Regions from separate parts of the Mus musculus genome. Here all the other regions are linked to region 3. The links are chromatin loops, found by intact Hi-C in ENCODE. Cell type or tissue: gastrocnemius. All regions are shown on one strand.

Region 1 (2,500 bases), 170 kb after region 3:
CTTCATTATTAATTCCAATCACAGTGATTAGTTGCTATTTAGGGATCTGGCTGCTTGGTCACCTCCACTGTGCTTCATCTGCTGCCTGCAGCTTCTACAGAGAGAAGGCACCCCATCCCCCCATTCCTTTCCCCCTTTGCTGCTCTTCCTTCAAGGATTTATTTCTGAGGAGCTTCAGGTCAGTCTCCGAACTGAGCCTTTCCCCAAAGCAGGAGTCTGAGTAAGTCATCCCAGGAAATGGGCATGCTGGCAAGGACTGGCCCTAGCAAATGAACTATGCTATGTATGCTTGGTACCGATCACAAGCCATATCAGGAGGCTAGGGAACTATAACTATTGACTAGATGAACAGAGATGTTGAGCAAGCAGGACAGTTTCCTGGGGTCTCATTGCCAGGAAGCCATACGAACCTCATTTGAGTCCAAAGCTGTGCCCTTGTTGAGGGATTGAGGTGGGTTGGGAGAACAGCCTAGGGTTGGGACAACAGGATGCCCATGTGCCATCCTGAACCTGTTCTGGAGATGATGAAGCTGACGGGGATGCTTTTCAGAGGCCAAGACAGTGAGGGAAAGAGCACCCGTGGGCCCAGGCTTCCTCTTGCAGTCACTGGGGGTGGGGCAGGGTATCTCCAGCTTTCATAGCTAATATGTGGAGGGACCTACTTCTTGGAACAGCTGCTATAGTCCAGGAATGGGGTGATGCCAGATATAGACTAGGCAGTATAGCTGGTGTTGAGGGATAAGAGCCTTGGGCAAAAGATTAGAATCAAGTATGTAGAACCCGTGACTCTCGATAACCAGGACTATTGCCTAGCACATTTATAGACCACAATACTTGTCAAAAAGTTGGACCTTCTTGGCAGATCTTGAGCCCTTAAGGTACATGGACTTTTTAAGACTCCTGAGTGATCTTTTCTCTGAAGCCTCCCTCCCCCCAGTGTAACAAGCATGAGTGGTCCCCAACACTGAGCACTGCCACTTAAACCAGGAATAGGGACCCAGAAGATCTGGGTTACTGTAGCTATCTGGAGTTCAGTGGCTCAAATGAAGGGAAAATGGGTAAATGGGGACCTTGACTTTGTTTTCTAGACAGAACATAATCTATTGTCCGGCACTTCTATTTATAGCCACCCAATAATTAAGCCACTCAGGCGGTCCAGGACTGACGGGGCTGCATAGCTGGTGGGCCATATGGTGGCTGTGTAGGGTCGGTGCCTGGCTAATGGAAGGAAGCGGGTGGGCTGGGAGAGCCTCATGCTATTGTACATGGTTCATTTCTTCACAGTGTGGTTTTGGTCAACAGAAAGATTATAAATAGCATTCATAACATTTTTTTCTCCTGGACCTAACCTTGTGGACTGTCATGTTGTTTTTGTTGGATTTCTTAATGTCACATGTACCAACTTATACAATCCCTACTGAAAACCTCAGGTGTCTTTCTCAACTGGCATGAGGGTTAGATGGACTCTACATATGTACATCAGACTCCCCTTCTCTAACAGCCCTCCCAGGCCCTGCTCTTACTGCAGGGTATTCACTAGGCTTGAGGCATGGAGAGAAAGCTACTGTATTTTTTGGCTTGAATAACTTTCTCATGCCCTGGTGGGAACTACTCACACTGTATTCTGTGAGCACTGTGTCCTTGAGGACAAAGGAGCCTTCGATGGCAATTTTGTTATTCATTCCTGTCTCATTCTTGGGCCTGGCTTCTCAAAAGTGTAGTCTCTCAAGATACCCAGATGTGCTCCATCCAGACCCAGCCCAACTCAGCTTGGCGACCGAGCTAGCATCTGCTAGGTTCTAAGCTACAGAGGCAGGGGTCAGGGGAAGCAGATACTGAGAATAAGATGAACGTGATCTCACTTTGCCCCTGCCTCCAAACAAAAAAAGCTATGGCTGCAAGTGGGGAGGAAGGGGCCAAGAATCCCAGCACCAACTAGCCTGGTTCTTCAAAGCAGCTTTCTTTTAGTGCCTCTGACACACAGTAATTAAGCTCTACTTCCGGAGTTCTAGGACTTAGTGTGTGTGTGTGTGTGTGTGTGTGTGTGTGTGTGTGTGTGTTAACTGATAGATACTGATAGATATGAATTATATGTGTTTGGGGCTCTGGAGATGGTTCAGGGTATAAAGTGCTTGCCGTGCAAGCATGAGGACCCGAGTTTGAGCTCAGCACCTGTGTACGGGCCAGTTACAATGGCTCAGGTCTCGAACTCAAGCACAGGGGAACTATCAGAGGCAGTGGGTCCCCAAGACTCAAAGGCCAGTCAGCCAAAATAGTGAAGTCTGGGTATAGTGATGGACTGTCTCCAAAAATAAGATGGAGAGTGATAGATGAGTACACACACACACACACACACACACACACACACACACACACGAGTTACATAGGTTTATGGCATGCTGCGTACTGGCATTCCGCTGTGAGTAGACAGTGGGCGGTAGTCTTGGTAATTAGAATTTCCATTTTTAAAACATTTTATCATTTCTTCGCAATGAGAACC
Region 2 (2,500 bases), 110 kb after region 3:
TCCCAGGTCAAGGTGTTGGTAGGACGGAAGCTGCATTCCTATGAGATCTGTTTCCTTGGCTCATAGGTAGCCTGGCCCTGCTCTCTCTGTGAAGTCACATGGCCTTCTGTTTGGCTCCTCGTCCCTTCCTCCTAGGACACCAGTCGTACTGGATGAGGATTTACTCTAGTGACCTCGCTTTGACTTGGTCTGTTCTTTACAAACACATTCAGTGTCTACCTCGAGAGTTAAAGATGTCTGCATATACAGTGTGGAGACCACACCCCCGGCGTGCCTCTCCTTATTGAGCCACCTCAGTGGGTGGCATGGGACTCACACATGCTGCTGTTGTCCTCTGAACACTCAGCACACTTGTTTAGTTTATCTCCAGGACAATGGTAGGCCAGTGCTAGCAGATCTTTGTGGGTGGCCATGTACAAGAGTGCCTTCTGAGGACCATACTGCCTTCTGAGGGCCAGCAGTATGAGGTGGCAGATGGGGTCGGCAAACACAACAGGTGTGGCATATGCTGGCCCCAGGCAGAGAGTGTGAGCAAGAGCCAACGCACTGTTTTCATTTAGCCATCGGCTTTAAAGCATGTCTCCTATAATCACACAGATGTTGAGCTGTTTATCAGGGGAGGTGGTAATAAACAAAGTTATTAAAAATAGCCAACACCATCAGTTATTTCTAGGTGCCAAGACTGTTCCTGAACATTCTGTGTCATATTTATCTTGATACCACAGAAATTCAGTGAGCAGGTGCCACCCTTATGAGTCCTATCTTAGTGACAGAGAAATGACAGGTTGGGAGGGGAAAAAAAATAACTCAACTCTGGTCCTTCAGCCAGGCTCTGGTAGAGCTGGGGTCTGCAAACATCAGAGTTCCTGTCCTCTAACTACTATGCAGTTTGTACTTTAAGCACCTGTCCCCCCAGCTGGGTTCCCAGTACTTACCTGGCACCTTACAACCACCTTTATCTCTAGTTCCAGGGATCTAACGCCATCTTCTGGCCTATGTGGGCACAACATGTATGTGGTGCACAAAAATATGTGCAGGTCAAATACTTGTATGTATTAAATAATAATAAAAAAATAAAGAATTTTTTCTAGAAAAGAATGGATGTTTCAAGTTCTTAATGAGACTTGATTTTTCTGTGTGATGCCACACAAGGCAGGCAGACTTTTCTTATGGTCTTGTGTTTCTCAAAATCTGCTCCATCGATCGACAACTTCTTCCTTCAGTGTGGATTTCTTAGAAAGGTATATTGTAAGGCCCCAGTCCAGCTACTAGAACAGATAGTGACCTGGGACCTGGGACCTGGGACCTGGGACCTGGGACCTGGGACCTGGGACCTGGGACTTGGGGTAACTGACTTTCCACGTAATTTACACCCTCTCTCTGGATTGACAGCCTTGCCGGGTTTTGACACCCCTGGTTCACAGTGACCTTGTTGTACTCCCTTGTGTTTGCATTTGTAAGTCTGAGGCTGGGTATCTATGGGGAACAAGAACCTGAGGCACAGGCAGGTTGAGGACAGAAGCTGTGTGGCTTCAAGCCTTCAAGTCAGCCCATGCACTCTTAGTAGCTGACAGGCCCAAAGGAGGGTTAATGTATAGTATATTTGGGAAACACAAGTTTTCCTTAGTGAAGAATACCTCCCTGTAATATGTAATCCATCCCCTCTCTGTGTGTAAACCAGAGGTCAGTATCATGTGTGTTTCTTAGTTGCTGGAGAGATGCTGAGTGATTAAGAACATTGGCTGCTCTCACAGAGGATCTGAATTCAGATCCCAGCCCCCACATGGCAGCTTACAACCCATCTGGAAGTCCAGCATCGGGAGAGATCTGACACCCTAGCTTCTCTGGACACTGGGTGTACACATAGTGAACATACATACATACATGCATACATATGGGTAAAACACTCATGCAAAATAAAAATATTAGAAATAAATAAAGCATGACATTAACTCTTATCTTTCTGATTGTAAAGCACACCCATGTTTCTTGCAGGACACCCAGAAAATAAGTGAAAAGGATTAGATGATTATTATCCAGAAGTCAGAATAATAACCAACGCCAGGAAGGCTGTATGCTGGAACCCTGGCTCACTGCTAGTGGAGTGATGGTAGCTGCTTATTATATTAGGCACTGAATTATCATCCGGTCCCAAAGTTTCACAGAAATAAAAACAGGGATGTAAACAGGAGTCAGGGGGAAGTGGGATTGTAACTGAGACTTTGGACGCCTTGGATTAGCCCGTGGGCATGTGGTTGGAGCATTCATTTTAAACTTCAATTGTTTATCTTGTGTGTGTGTGTGTGTGGATGTTTTATCTACATGTATATCTGTACACTACCTGCATGCCTGCTATTCATGGAGGCTAGAAGAGAGTGTCAGGTCCACTGGAGGTGGAGTTATAGCTGGTTGTGAGCCATCATGTGGATGCTAGGAATTGAACCCAGGTCTATTGAAAGAGTAGCCAGTGCTCTTAACCACTGATTCATCTTTCCAGCTC
Region 3 (2,500 bases):
CCATCTTCTACCACAAATAAATTATAAGGAGGTGAGAAGGCAGCAGTGCACCATGGTAATTGTGTATGTGTGTCTGCATGTGTGTATGGGCACACATATGCTTGTCGATAGTATGTGTGTTTATTTGTATATGTGCTTGTGTGCATGTGTGTATGTGTACACATATGTTTGGTGACCACACTTGCACAGGCCAGAGGGCAACCTCAAGTGTCCTTCCTCAGACACCATCCCACTTTTCTCTGAGAGTTTTCTTTTTCCCTGTCACTCATCTAGTGGTTAGTCTGACTGGTCAGTGACTCCTAGGGATCTGCCTGCTCCAGACTGTCCAGATCTAAGATTTTAAGTGAGCCTCATGCCCAGTTATTTTTTTTAAATGTGCACATTAGTTCTGAGCGCCAATCTCATGTTGCCAACTCTCTCCAGCTTTTCACATCATGATAATTTAAGGAAGTGTGGAGATACTAATGACAGTCATAGCCAAGATGGAGCATTAGATTGTGTTGTGGAAAGAACATGAACTGGGCCATCTACCTTCATACCAACACTTTATATGGTACAGAATTCATAAGTGAAAAGTTGATATCATCTTGGATATGATATTTCTCTTTACTTTTACTTAAAGCATTTAATTTATTCATTTTATGGGCGAGCGTTTTATCTGCATGCCTATATGTGAACCACATGAGTGGTTGATGCCTTAAGAGATTAGCAGAGGGCACCGGATTTCTCAGAACTAGAGTTCCAGATGGTTGTGAGCCATTATGTGGGTGCTGGGAAACAAAGTAGGGTCTTTTAGGAGCCACACATGCCCTGAGCCGCCGGGGCATCTCTCCAGCTTTAACATTTAAACAGACAAAAATTGTATGTATGTATATTGCACAGCATTATTTGAAATATTTATTTTTTGTGGGATGAATAGCTGGTGAACTCAAGCTGATTAGATATTACCTTTTTCTTGTATGCATCTGTGGTCAGAACCCTTGGTGTCCCTTCTCAAGTTTACTAACCATTATTAACTGTAGTCAGCATGTGTCCTCTAACGACTATCACCCAAACCCATCGTTCCCTTTCCCGTGCTTACATTGTTTGTTTGACTGTGAAATGTTCTTCAGGATTTTCAGGTCTCAACTGAATGAGTCAGCCTCCCTTTGAATAGTCACCAAGTAGTGGTCTACCAGAAGACGCCACCAGAGGACGCCACATCACTTAGGGAGGCATTACTGAATCTCCCAACAGATTCGTAATTCCTTTTTGTAATGTGAGTCTCAGGGTTCATTAGGTCCAGGCTGGGGCTGGAGAAAGGTGAAGCTCAGTGACACTGTGACACTGCTGACATCTGCGTAGACAGCCTTTCAGTCTCCCTGGACTTCATTTTTGTTTTTTTAGTTTGTGTGCTTGTGGTCTTCCTCTCATGTACTTCTTTTAAGTCCCATGGGGGAATACCCAGCTTAGAATAGGTAACAGATTTGAAAACCCAGGCTTGCTCTGAAGGTGACCATAGACACATGTGCATTTGCTGAAGAGTCTGGGAAGCTATTAAATGTATTTACAGGCAAATGAATGGCCTCACTATAAGTTTCTACTTTTATTTCTCCTGCTTTTATTTCTTGTACAATCCTTCTAGATACCCAATCTGTAGACACGCCTACAGAAGGTAGAGATGATGCTCTGGGGTTATTTGTAGATACTTCTAGATCTTCCCATTTTCCAGGCTAATGAAAGAGTAAAAAGACAATCAGTAGGCATGGGTGACAGATCCTGTGCAAGCTGGATGGGTTCTGTTCCTCTGGAGCTTGGCCACAGCCTGGTATGTGGCCCTCTGGGATAAAGGCTACAGACAGAAGAGCTCAGAGATTCCTGCAGCTGTGTGGTCCTGCTCCAACTGTCTTTCTGAGGGGCTGTGTGGGTGTACAGAGCAGTAAAGTGGAGGCAGGGGCCCCTAATTGCTGCTCTTCCCACGGATTGCACTCTATGAGCAAAACCCGGGGCCAGAAGATCTGATCTGGTCCCAGTTTGTCCAGTTTATGGAGTGTGTGTGTGTGGTGTGTGTGTGTGTGTGTGTGTGTGTGTGTTGTGGTGTGTGGGTCTAATGCACAGTGCTTGGAGGGCATAGGTTGATGCCAGATGTTTTACTTAGTCAGCTTTCTACCTTAATTGAGGAAGGCTCAATTTGGAGCTTACCCCTCCTGGTTTAATTTTGTTTGTTTGTTTGTTTGTTTGTTTTGTTTTGTTTTTTGGCTTTGCTATTCATCCTGAAACTCCCCTGGTATCTGTATTTCTTTCTACCTCCCAGCATCAGAGCATATCACTATGCCTTGATTTTATGTGGGTGCTAGAGATCTGAACTCAAGCATTTTTCTCACCAAGTTCTCTCTCTTGCCTCTGGTTTCTGTTTTTGTTGTAGCTCTCGGAATGAACAGCACAAGCCTGTGATGTCCAAGGTTCCTTTTGAATGTGAGGTTCCTCTGTGTCTAGGGGGAGAGCCTCTTCTTAAAAGGCT

The links. Hi-C counts contacts between places; a loop is a spot of excess contacts. Peaks named below come from ENCODE experiments on the same cell type or tissue, not always from the same donor. Only the 100,000 strongest peaks of a DNase experiment are listed, where the experiment ranks them.
Region 1: it touches region 3 in a loop (6-fold over the local background); 4 of 42 quality-filtered maps call a loop at or near these places.
Region 2: it touches region 3 in a loop (2.7-fold over the local background); 9 of 42 quality-filtered maps call a loop at or near these places.

The regions. Positions count from the first base shown.
Region 1 is chr14:23,836,162-23,838,661 of GRCm38, reverse strand. All of the region lies in intron 1 of Kcnma1 (potassium large conductance calcium-activated channel, subfamily M, alpha member 1), which reads left to right. Among named protein-coding and RNA genes, the nearest start is that of Kcnma1, 170 kb to the left of the region's middle. In gastrocnemius, no CTCF peak of the experiment used is centred here; DNase peaks (open chromatin) are centred at 33 and 1,188; H3K27ac peaks cover 172 bases.
Region 2 is chr14:23,894,213-23,896,712 of GRCm38, reverse strand. All of the region lies in intron 1 of Kcnma1 (potassium large conductance calcium-activated channel, subfamily M, alpha member 1), which reads left to right. Among named protein-coding and RNA genes, the nearest start is that of Kcnma1, 110 kb to the left of the region's middle. In gastrocnemius, a CTCF peak has its summit at 987 (motif pointing left); DNase peaks (open chromatin) are centred at 444 and 962; H3K27ac peaks cover 509 bases.
Region 3 is chr14:24,007,163-24,009,662 of GRCm38, reverse strand. No RefSeq gene overlaps it. Among named protein-coding and RNA genes, the nearest start is that of 4930519K11Rik, 3.4 kb to the right of the region's middle. In gastrocnemius, a CTCF peak has its summit at 1,177 (motif pointing right); a DNase peak (open chromatin) is centred at 1,191; H3K27ac peaks cover 324 bases.